Regions from separate parts of the Homo sapiens genome. Here region 1 is linked to region 2. Evidence: chromatin contacts called from ENCODE Hi-C or POLR2A ChIA-PET data. All regions are on one chromosome and are shown on one strand. The core of a region is the stretch at or near the end of the contact, and the rest is flanking DNA. Distances in the headings are between cores, read along the strand shown.

Evidence for each region. A loop is a pair of places that touch in the nucleus more often than their neighbours do. ChIA-PET counts read pairs that join two places held with the same protein, here RNA polymerase II (POLR2A). Pooled maps may share reads with other maps.
Region 1: a loop to region 2 is called in a pooled map, with 2.4 times the contacts of the local background. The contact joins two enhancer-like sites. A Hi-C loop is called at or near these places in 1 of 50 pooled maps. POLR2A ChIA-PET finds 5 or more read pairs at or near these places in 3 of 52 experiments (B cell, activated CD4-positive, alpha-beta T cell and activated CD8-positive, alpha-beta T cell).

Annotation. Positions count from the first base shown.
Region 1 is chr19:38,279,929-38,285,885 of GRCh38, forward strand. SPINT2 (serine peptidase inhibitor, Kunitz type 2) reads left to right here. Exons shown (of 7, transcript NM_021102.4): 2 at 3,699-3,869. Among named protein-coding and RNA genes, the nearest start is that of SPINT2, 18 kb to the left of the region's middle. Within about 2 kb of position 4,628, at least 5 of the 41 ENCODE cell types and tissues checked have a DNase peak (open chromatin) inside an H3K27ac peak, as active enhancers do; they include B cell, where a contact is called at or near this core.
Region 2 is chr19:38,046,387-38,052,310 of GRCh38, forward strand. All of the region lies in intron 2 of SIPA1L3 (signal induced proliferation associated 1 like 3), which reads left to right. Among named protein-coding and RNA genes, the nearest start is that of SNORD152, 110 kb to the right of the region's middle. RefSeq lists enhancers at 55-434, 1,303-2,051, 2,705-3,234. Within about 2 kb of position 2,290, at least 13 of the 41 ENCODE cell types and tissues checked have a DNase peak (open chromatin) inside an H3K27ac peak, as active enhancers do; they include B cell, where a contact is called at or near this core.

The sequences.
Region 1 (5,957 bases), core at 3,378-5,877, 240 kb after region 2:
CAGGCGTGAGCCACCATGCCTGACCATAAAGACATGTTTCTAAATTCTCCTGGGACAACAGTGAAGTTCTACCTTTCCTTCCTACTTTACCGAAGGAACCTGAAAATAAGGCTGCTTTCTGAAACTTAAACTACTAAGTCAGTGATATTTAGAGCAGATGTAAGCAGCTGTCTAGACACAGAATGGCTTCCCAGGCTCGCAAGACTTGTCATGAAGCCCCCAGCACGTCAACAGAAAGCATCCAAGCTAGAAGAGGCACTGGCTCACAGCAGCACCCCAGAAAGGAAGCGTCTCAGGGACAGATCGTGACCGTGCTCCGGAAGAGCTGTCCTCAGCCGCTACTGTGAGCATTTGGCCTGCCTGACAGATTCTGTTGGTGAGAATGTTCTTAGGAATCATACAGTAAACTAACTTTATTCTGACTTCAAGCATCGTGTTCCATTGATGCTTGCTTTCCAAGGTGTTTTGCTGATTCACATCAGCATGCAACCTGCTTGACAGAATACAGTGATGTTCTCACTGTAAATTCATCACCTGCTGCTGTGGTCTCATGTATCATCCCGTGCGCTGTTAGCTGAGGCCAGTGCTCCTGTGTCTCCTCAGCACGAGGGCACTGGCAAGAGTGCATGTCTGGGCCTATAAAGATGTTGGCCAGGTTCTAGGCAGGGTTGAATTCACCAAGGTAACTGCCATCCATCCCTCAATAGGCATTTTTTCTCCTACACACCCTCAGGCACATGCCACGTGTACCTGGCACCCTTACTTACGAAGTTACCGAATTCCTGCCATGATACTGTGGGTCACCCTGCTTCATTCTCAGGTGTGGTGTCGGGTGGTTCCTGCCTGGGCGCCGGGTGTTGTTGGGCCCTCCCTCAGGTTATTGGTTTTTGTTTTGAGATGTAATTCACATGCCATATGATTCACCCATTTAAGGTGTACAATATTCCCCTGAAGTTTATTGTGGAAAAAGGCTGTGTCTGACACTGCTTAGGAAGCTAAGACACAAAGCAGCCAGAGGGGCTGCCAGGGCTCACTGTGGCAGGGCGGCGGAGAGGCTGCTGGCGCCTCTGTAGCTGTTGGGTGCTCTTGCCTTGATGCTGTTTTCAGCTTTGGATTGTAATTGGGTCCCACGTGGGTCCTCTTCATCTCGTCTTGTTGGTGGCAGTGTTGCTCCCAGCGTTGGGGTGGGCAGAGTCACACACCAGAGGACCTCCTCCTGCTGTTTTCTCTGGACCTTGTTGATTATGTGTTTTGTGACCTTTGGCATATTGTACCTGTTCCAGGTGTACAGCCAGCTGGTTTTGGTTGATGTGTAATGGACAAAAGGTGCCCCTATTTAAAAAAAAAATTTTTTTTCTGCTTGTAGTCCCAGCTACTCAGGAGGCTGAGGTGGGAGGATCACTTGAGCCTAGGAGGCAAGGCTTCAGTGAGCCATGGTCCTGCCACTGCACTCCAGCTTAGGTGACAGAGGAAGACCCTATCTCAAAAACAATTATATAGGCCGGGCGCGGTGGCTCATACCTGTAATCCCAACACTTTGGGAGGCTGAGATGGGCGGATCACCTGAGGTCAGAAGTTCGAGACCAGCCTGGCCAACATGGTGACACCCCATCTCTACTAAAAATACAAAATTAGCCAGGTGTGGTGGTGCATGCCTGTAATCCCAGCTACTTGGGAGGCTGAGGCAGGAGAACAGCTTGAACCTGGGAGGTGGAGGTTGCAGTTAGCGGAGATCACGCCTCTGCACTCCAGCCTGGGCAACAAGAGTGAAACTCTGTCTCAAAAAAAAAAAAATTATCATAAAATCACTCGTTTTAAGTATATCATCCAAGGATTTTAGCACCTTCTACAGAGCTGTGCAGCTATTGCCACAATCCAATTTTAGAACATTTTCATCATCCCCTAAAGATCCTTTTACCCATCACTCCCCATTCCCACCCCCAGTACCAAGCAGCCACTCATCTACTTCCTGTGTCTATTGATTTGCCTTTTATGGACATACTGTACACTTTCATTCATATGAAGTGTCTAGATAAGGTACCCTCTAACGGGTGACTTTTCATGGTTAGCTTTTTTCAAATGATAGGGAATTTCCTGCTTCAGAAGATGCTTTTTCTGCTGTGCTACTTACCTGTGATCTATTGTGTGGGTGGGATTTCCTTGGAGGCATGTATGTGTTTGTTTGTTTTGCAGAGTAGCAACCTTTTTTGTCCGTTGATTAGTGTTCTGTGGAACATCTGGTTTCATGCCCATCACTGTGACATATTTGGGGAGACACAACAGAAGATATATCCCTAGTGGGTGAAACAAACCTAACAAACATGAAAACAACTAGCGAGGAGTCAATGACAACATCTAAGCAAGCGTTTGGCTGTGGGATGCTTTTATTGGAGACATGTTTATCAAGCATCCTGTGCCAGGCCCTGTGCAGGTTGGAATGCCCTTGTGCTGAGCAGGCAGAGGTGGGTGAAGGCCAGGGTTAGGGAGGGGTGATAACCGTGATACAGGAGCAGACATGGAGCCACACAGCCAGGCTGTTTTCTTTTCAGGTCGCCTTCAATCCTTCCAGTGGAAAGGCTTATTTTGGTGCAGGTGTTGCTTCTAGCAATTGTTTCTCTCTCCCTTTCAAGAGAGCGTACCGACCTTTTGCAAGAAGTGTTTCTGGCTGGAATTTTATAACATTGGCTTTTGTTTCCCTTTTACTAAAGTAGGGCCAGATTTGAGGGTGCCTTGAAACCCAGGCCCATCTTGGTGTGCCCAAATAGGAGCTGTAACAAGCCGTGGTGCAGGGGTAGGACCTGTGTTGTCTTTGGAGCCATGGGCTGGGCTGCAGGCACTCGAGTTAAGAAGCTTCCTTCTGAGGCTCTTCCAGTAATTTGAGTGTCCTGTGGCCTGCCTGGGCAGAGAGTGGACAGGAAAGATCAGGAAAAGCACGTGTGAGGACTACCGAGGGTGCTGATAGCGCCTCTCCTTCCCAACTTCACTTCTCTGGCTCTGACCTTTCAGCCCTAAGCTCCCCTTGGCCCTGTGGGATGGGGCAGCATCCAGAAGGGTCTTGGAGTCAGGTTTTGTTTTGTTTTTTTTTTTTTAAGTCATGTTTCCATTGGGCGTAGTGGCTCGTGCCTGTGATCCCAGCACTTTGGGAGGCCGAGGCAGGCGGATTGCTTGATCTCAGGAGTTGAAGACCCTCCTGGGCAACATGGTGAAACTCCATCTGTACTAAAAGTTCAGAAAAAAAAAGCCCAGCATGGTGGCGCACGCCTGTAGTTCCAGTTGCTTAGGAGGGTGAGGCAAAAGAATCGTTTGAACCTGGGAGGCAGAGGTTGCAGTGAGCTGAGATCGAGTCACCACACTCCAGCCTGGCGATGGAGTGAGACTCTCTCTCCAAAATAAATAAATAAAGTTATGTTTCTACACTGGATGTGCATGTCTTCAATAATGGGGACAGGGGACAAAACACACAACTGAAATACAGTTCAGTGGGTGGGTTGCTGTCTTTATTGTTGGGTGATGTGTTTATACAAGGAAGGAAGCACTGAGTGGGCCTGTTGACGATCTGGGCTTGGGAAACAGCTCACAGGGGAACTGCTGGAACTCAAGGCTCTGGTTCTCCTGGGGGATCCATGTACAGGTCTGTGCGTGTCCTTTGTTGCCAGGATTGCCCTGCCAAGCTAACCGGGTTGTGCTTCGCGTTTCAGACTTCTGCCTGGTGTCGAAGGTGGTGGGCAGATGCCGGGCCTCCATGCCTAGGTGGTGGTACAATGTCACTGACGGATCCTGCCAGCTGTTTGTGTATGGGGGCTGTGACGGAAACAGCAATAATTACCTGACCAAGGAGGAGTGCCTCAAGAAATGTGCCACTGTCACAGGTGAGATGGCAGTAGTTGGAGCTTTTGTTTTTTTCCTTTTTTTTTTTTTTTTTTTTTTTTTTGAGACGGAGTCTTGCTCTGTCGCCCAGGCTGGAGTGCAGTGGCGCGATCTTGGCTCACTGCAAGCTCCGCCTCCCGGGTTCACGCCATTCTCCTGCTTCAGCCTCCTGAGTAGCTGGGACTACGGGCACCCACCATCACGCCCAACTAATTTTTTGTGTTTTTAGTAGAGACATGGTTTCACCTTGTTAGCCAGGATGGTCTCGATCTCCTGATCTTGTGATCTGCCTGCCTCAGCCTCCCAAAGTGCTGGGATTACAGGCATGAGCCACTGCGCCCAGCCCCTGCTTTTTTTTTAGACAGGGTCTCACTGCAGCCTCCACCTCCTGGGCTCAAGCAGAACCTCCCACCTCAGCCTCCTGAGTAGTTGGGACTACAGGCACATGCCACCACACCTTGCTCATTTTGAAATTTTTTATAGAGGCGGGGGTCTCCCTATGTTACCCAGGCTGGTCTTGGACTCTTGGCCTCAAGTGATCCTCCCACCTGGGCCTTCCAAAGGGCTGAGATTACAGGCGTGAGCCACTGTGCCCAGCCAGATTTTGCTCTTTAGAGACAATTTATTAACTGGAATGTGGATACTTTCCTCTCTTTATTAGTTCTTGACAGTGGAATCTGGGTGACGTTTTAAAAAGCAGAAGAAACAGGCACCGTGTGAATGTCCTGGTGGCCGTACAGTGGTTTCACAGCAGACCCTCACTCCTCCTCTTCCCAGAAAGGGAGCAAAACAACAGGGCAGAGCTGGGGCCAGCGTGACCCAGCTTCCTTTCTCCCACTTTACTAAGTGCAAGTTTCAGAGCAGACCAAAGAGGAAGTAGCCTTGCCTTCTTGAGCAGAGGCTTTTTGATCCACTCCGACAGGGCTGCCCCTCTTGTTCCCTGGGTATTTGGGTTATTTTATTTTATTTTGAGACAGAGTCTTGCTCTGTCGCCCAAGTTGGAGTGCAGTAGAGCAATCTCGGTTCACTGCAACCTCAGCCTCCTGAGTAGCTGGGATTCCAGGTGTCCACCACTACGCCTGGCTAATTTTTGTATTTTTAGTAGAGATGGGGTTTCGCTATGTTGGCCAAGCTGGTCTTGAACTTCTGGCCTCAGGTGATCTGCCTGCCTTAACCTCGCAAAGTGCTGGGATTACAGGTGTAAGCCACCGCACCTGGCCGCTATTTGGGTTATTTTTAATTGTGGGACAAGTGACTTGAATAGCTCACCCAGCCAAGTTACCGATCAAGTTAAAACAAACATACGTCCTGGAATCCATCCTCTTTGCGGCCCTCACCTGCGAGGAGTTCTGTGGAATCAAGGTAATTTTGACCCTGATAACCTCACAGTTTAAATTAAAACCTAAACCTCCCAGCAGCGTGCCCTGGCTCTTAGCTGAGTGAGAAGGACTTCCTGAGAGCTGGTGGTGATGAGACATTGGCCCTTTGGGGCTGCTCCATCCCGAGTGTTCCAGAGACCCGAGGGTTTGGCCATCCAAATCCTATGTTAAAGATTTTCACTTTTTTCTTTTTTTCTCGCTTAGTCGCCTACCAGGCTGGAGTGCAGTGATGTGATCTTGGCTCACTGCAACCTCCACCTCCTGGGTTCAAGTGATTCTCGTGCCTCAGCCTCTCAAGTAGCTGGGACTACAGGCGTGCACCTCCACACCTGGCTAATTTTTGTGTATTTGGTGAAGATGGAGTTTCACCATGTTACCCAGGCTGGTCTCAAACGCTTGAGCTCAAGCAATCTGCCTGCCTCCCAAAGTGCTAGGATTACAGGCGTGAGCCACTGTGCCCAGCTAAACATTTCACTTTAACTGAAAAAACAAACAATTACACTGGCCTTTAAGTAAAAAATAAATAAAAATATTTTCAGCGGCACTCCCCCTAACATGTTTTTTTGATGACTTGGTGTTGTCTCTGTGAGCCACCGTTGACCCAGTTACTGTATTTCTATCGTCAGCTGTGATTCATTATGAAGGAGGACTTGGGAGAACTATCTTTTGCTACCTTTTCTGAGCTATCCCAGTCAAGAGTTGCCTTTAGCA
Region 2 (5,924 bases), core at 1,040-3,539:
AGTGGCCAGATGACAGCACAAAGCTTCAAGGTCGGGGGCCGTGGGGTGGTGGTGGAGTCTTTGACCTCATGCCGATCAACGTGCTTCTCTCGGTTCCCTGTTCTGGGCCCTGCCCTGGAAAGAGGCAGGGTGGCCGGGGAGGGGAGTTTCCAGATTACCTGTGTCTCCTGGGCATGGCACAGGAAATGACTCCTTCATAGGCTGAGAGTTTTGGGAGGCCCTGTGCCACAACCCCCCAGCAAGAGCCCACATGAATCCGCCATCTCGCCCGCAGCCTGGGGATGCTGCTGGATTTTCCGGGTGTGGAGGGGCCCAGGTCCCCCGAGCAGCTCCTCTGACCCCGCAACCCGGCATCTCCTGTGCCCGAGTGGCGTCTGTCAGTTGCTCAGTAAGTGGAGGGCTTTGCTGTCCCTTCTGCTGTACCCACAGCTGCCCGCTCAGAGCAAGGTGGCTCTGATCCTGCAGGAGGGGGCTCTCTTTGAGAGCACTTGGGTGTATCGTGTCTCAGAAAACCCACATGGCTTGTAGCTGTGGCTGCCTAACAGCACCACCTGGGTGGTTGAGTGGCTCTTCCAGAGACCCTTAAGTGGATGGGCTCCCCAGCCAGGCGTGGTCCCCACTGCTAAGTATGTTATAGGTGTTGACCCACTTAGTCCTCCCAAAAACCCTGTGAGGCAGGCACTATCCAGTTTTACACATGAGGAAACTGAGGCACGGATAAGTTGGGTTGTTTGCGTGAGCCACACAGGTAGGAAGTGGCAGAACCAGGATTTGAACCCAGACCATCTGGCTTCATAATCACTCTGCTATACTTCCTGCCAGCCTGTTCTCCCCCGCCGACACACACGCACGCACACACGCACGCACTCACACACACTCCTACACATTCCTCTCTCTGTCATATCACCTGGTTTATTTTCTTCATGGCACATATCACAGTGGATTTGTGGGCTTGTGTATTGCCTGTCTACACCCTATAGTATAGCCTGTGAGCTCCTGTTTGACCATAGGAATTCTGTGTCTTGTGCATTGCCATATCCCCAGCATCTAGAACAGGACCTGGCCCGAAAGAGCTGCTCAGTAAATATTTGTTGAATGAATGAACCGACATGGCCAGTGACACAATGTCTCACTGGGTAGGTTTGTGTTATTTTTTCCTCCTTCGACCTCGATCCCTCCTGCCACTCACTTTATAGTAGAGGCAGTCACAGGCGATCTGTGGGTAGAGCGATGATTGAACCCGGGCCGGGCTGACCCCAGAGCGCACGCTCCTTTGCCCGCCCCTGCCACACTGGTATCTTTCCCTTGATGCTGACGGAGGGATGTGACACCGCAGCCAGCCAGGTCTCCTCATGGAGGGCCTCGGACCACGTGTCATTTTAGAGACCCCAGCGGCAGTCCAGATCCTGAAGTCCGACCTTTGATTCAGGAACAGAGCAGCTGCAGGAGTGCCAGGCTGGGCTTTCTGGTCCTGTCTCTCATCCTCAGCTCCAGTCAGCTGGGGATTAACCCCCTGCCGTCATCAGGAGAAATACAACATGGGAAACCGGCGGTAACTCCACTGTGGTAAAGGATGTGAGGGAAACAGTGACCCACTGCAGAGGGTTTCCTGAGCTCTCGTGCACAGAGAATCGTGCGTGTGCCTCTGGGTGGGCAGGGGACATGCAGCCTGGGTGAACATTTCCCATACACTAGGATGAATTGGCCCTTCCTGTTCATGCCTCTAATGCCCCATTTCCCTCCTACAGAGATTTTCTCTTGTTTAACAATTAAAAGATAGCAGGCTGCTTTGTGGTTCTCAGTCAGGATGCTTTTTAGTTGCAAGTAACAACCCTGGCACCATCTGGCCAATGGTTAAGACATGTGATGTGTTCTAGAAGCCCAGGGGTGGATGGGCACCAGGTGGATAGGATCAGCAGCTCAAGCATGTCTGTCAGGGACTCAGGTTCTCAGCCTCCAAAGGCCTCTGTATGCCTCTTGGTTCCAGAATGGCTTCCAGTGATAATCAGGGCCACTTGCCCTTGTCCACAGGCATCAGGAGAGAGAGAACACACCCCACTGATGGTTATAAGTGGTTCCCCTCAGTCTACAGCTGGTCCAGCTGAGGTCACGTGCCCCTCAACCAGGCCGGTCAAGTTACTAGAGGAATGCCACATCCTGATCACTCTTGACCAACTGGGTTCTGTTGTCTAGTAGCTGAAAAAAGCAGAAGTGGAAACTGAGTAGACAACCATTAATGCCTGCCAAGCTCAGTCCCTGACCAAGTCCCCTCCCTAAGTTAGCAAATCGTGTCAGGCCCAACAGATTTTGTGGCATTTGAGAACAAAGAAGTGTGGTTTTCTTTTGAAGAAGTTTAGTGACTTGCGTCCAATTTCTGCCTCCTGCATCATCCACCCTCAGTTAACACCCAAAAAAGGGGGCAGGCTGGGCGCGGTGGCTCACACCTGTAATCCCAGCACTTTGGGAGGCTGAGGCGGGCAGATCATGAGGTCAAGAGACCATCCTGGCTAACACGGTGAAACCCCGTGTCTACTAAAAATACAAAAATTAGCTGGGTGTGGTAGTGCACACCTGTAGTCCCAGCTATCGTGAGGCTGAGGCAGGAGAATCGCTTGAACCCAGGAGGTGGAGGTTGCAGTGAGCTGAGATTGCGCCACTGCACTCCAGCCTGGGCGACAGGGCGAGACCCCATCTCAAAAAAAAAGCGGGGGGTGGACAGGGGGCAAGTGGAGTCTGGCTGCCAAAGACTACTTGTCTGATGGTGGGGAAAAAAAATGGGTGTCTCCTCCCTTGTCACTGGGAAGGTTTTTGTTTCTCTTTCCATCTTCATCCTCTATAGGTCCTTTCATTCCTTCCCCCAGTCTGAAATATTTCCGGTGTGTCTGTAGCTGTGCACACATCCTTGCAAAATATATATTGAGGTTTGAGTAAAGAGTCAGCTTCCGGGGTTTGGAGCTCTGTATCTCATTCTTTCGGTTTCTTCTGGTTTTCACCAAATAGCATGTGTTCGCCATCTAGCCACGTTGCTGGATGTGTGTCCAGTGTATGGCGTCTGGCAGCTGAACAGTTGTACATGCTGTACATCTGCCACGGCTCACGTGTCTGGTCCCCTGGTGTTGGGCATCCAGGTTGCCCCTAGCTCCACCCCACTTCAAACCATGCTTCAAGTGAGCATCCGCCTACCTTTGCCTTAGGAACCCATGGGGCTTACCCCCAGGAGTCAGTTGCAGCCGGAGATAGGCATTCTCTCTCCCCAGGGGTGGGATTAAGGCACCTGCCACAACACCCAGCTAATTTTTGTACTTTTGGTAGAACTGGGGTTTTGCTCCATTGGCCAGGCTGATCTTGAACTCCTGAGCTCTCTATGAGGCTGCTCTGACCCGCGTTCCCCCGAGAGCACAGGAGGGTCCCGCTTCCCCATACCTCTCGCCACTTTGCTGTTGTCCTGCTTCCCAGTTTCACCAATCCGAAGGGTGTCAAGTGGGGTCTCCGGGGTTTTAATGCTCTGATGGTGAGTCTGGCTGAGTGCCTCTTCATGCCCCTGTTAACCTAATTCAGGCTCCCCTTTCCAAGAGAGGCCCAGTCAGCACAGGCATTGGAAGGCAAATTCTGGAGCCGGTGACCTGCGTTTGAATCCTGACCCTGCCATGTAACCCAGCAAGTTAGTTCACCTCTCTGAGCCTCAGAGCTGCCATAAATATAAAATGGAAATAATAGTAGTATCTATATTGTAAGGTATTTTGAGGATTAAATGAGATAATATATGTAAAGCATTTAAGACAGTGCTGGCTGGGCATGGTGGCTCACGCCTGTAATCCCAACACTTTGGGAGGCCGAGGCAGGTGGATCACTTGACGTCGTGAGTTCGAGACCAGCCTGGCCAACATGATGAAACCCCGTCTCCACTAAAAATGCAAAAATTAGCCCGACGTGGTGGCGCATGCCTGTAATCCCAGCTACTCAGGAGGCTGAGGCAGGAGAATCCCTTGAACCCAGGAGGCAAAGGTTGAAGTGAGCCAAGATCACACCACTGCACTCCAGCCTGGCCAACAGAGTGAGACTGTCTCAACAATAACAACAACAACAAAAAAACAGCGCCTAACACATATGTGATCTGAAAGCATTAGCAATTATTATCACTATCACCGTCATTATTATTGTTTTAAAGTTTCTAAACTTTCAAATGTTGTATCCTTTCACTTTCAATGCACGTCAGAATGGCTCTGCCTGTGGAGGAATTTCTGGCTTCTCCTGGGTCGTCCAAGAGACAATATAGTCAAAGTTGTCCGAAGAGCAGGCTTGGAGCTACTCCTTTCTTTCACATTTGAGTCGAGTGCTGTATATTCATTTCCACGTGTGTAGTTTTTAATTTTTAAAAGTATGATGTGTGCGCTGGGCATGGTGGCTCATGCTTGTAATCTCAGCACTTTGGGAGGCTGGGGCTGATGGATCACTTGAGGCCAGGAGTTCAAGACCAGCCTGGGCAACATGGCGAAACCCCATCTCTACAAAAAATACAAAAGTTAGCCCGGTGTGGTGGCACACACCTGTAATCCCAGCTACTCCAGAGGCTGAGGCGGGAGAATCACTTGAACCTGGGAGGCGGAGGTTGCAGTGAGCCAAGATCATGCCACTGCACTCCAGCGTGGGTGACAGAGCTAGATTCTGTCTTAAAAAGAAAAGAAAATATATGTAAAGTGTTTAGAGCAGTGCCTGGCACATGGTAAATGCTATAGTCATGTTTGTGGATATCACTACATTTACCAGAGTTTTCTCCTCTGGGTAGCACATAGGTTTTAATGTGACGTGATAAATACTTTTTCTTCACAGCTAGCATTTGTCTCTGATGACTATCTCTAGACATGTTCTCACGTTAGCATGTTAAATGTACCCTCTTTCTTTTTAATGACTGCCTGTATCATATGGACATATCAAAATGTATTTACTGATTCTTTAATGAGAGACTCTTGGGTTTCATCTTTTCGTCTTTCTCAAGTAGTGCTGCAGTGGGGAGCCTCGTCCAAGAAGCTCTGGGTTCTTGAGCCAGTGTTTTTACTGGAGCCAGAATTGCTGGGTCCAGGGATATGCATGGTTTTGATGTAATGAACTGACAAGTTGCCCTCAAAGACGGTTCTGCCACTAGAACCTGGTGTATCCCCACCAACAGAATACAGACCTGTTGGTTTTGATTTGTTTCTTAGTTTGGTTTGGTTTTTTTGTTTGTTTGTTTGAGACAGGGTATCTCTGTGGCCCAGGCTGGAGTGCAGTGGCTCGATCTTAGCTCATTGCAGACTCGAACTCCTGAACTCAAGTGATCCTCCCACCTCAGCCTCCTGAGTAGCTGGGACCACAGGCACACACCACCACACCTGCTAACTTTTTAATTTTTTTGTAGAGACAGGGTCTTGCTATGTTGCCCAGGCTGGTCTTGAACTCCTGGTCTCAAGTAGTGTTCCCGTCTTGGCCTCCCAAAATGCTGGGATCGCAGGCGTGAGCCACCACGCCCCACTTGAGTTGTTTTAGTAATGGGGAATTTCAGGCATTTACAGGGGTAGAAATAGCATATATTGCCTGCATGTACACAGTTGTCACCAGATTCTTTGGTGACCAACACATGGCCAGTCTTGTTTCATCCATTCCTCTGCCTTTGGATCATTTTGAAACAAATCTCGAACATTGTATCATTTCATTTGGGGAGCTTTAAACTGCATGCCCACAGCGTGCCTGTACATCGTGGAAGAGAGGAGGACATTTCTATAAAATCATCCTGTGGTGCTTTTCATTTTCCATGGTGTGTCTTCTCCCTTGATTCTCAGATGCCCCTAAGACATAGACAAGGCAGGTGTATCTGTTGGGAAAACAGAATCCACTCTAGGTATTTTAGCGGAAGGAATTCAATACAGGGAATTTGGTTAAAAAAGTTG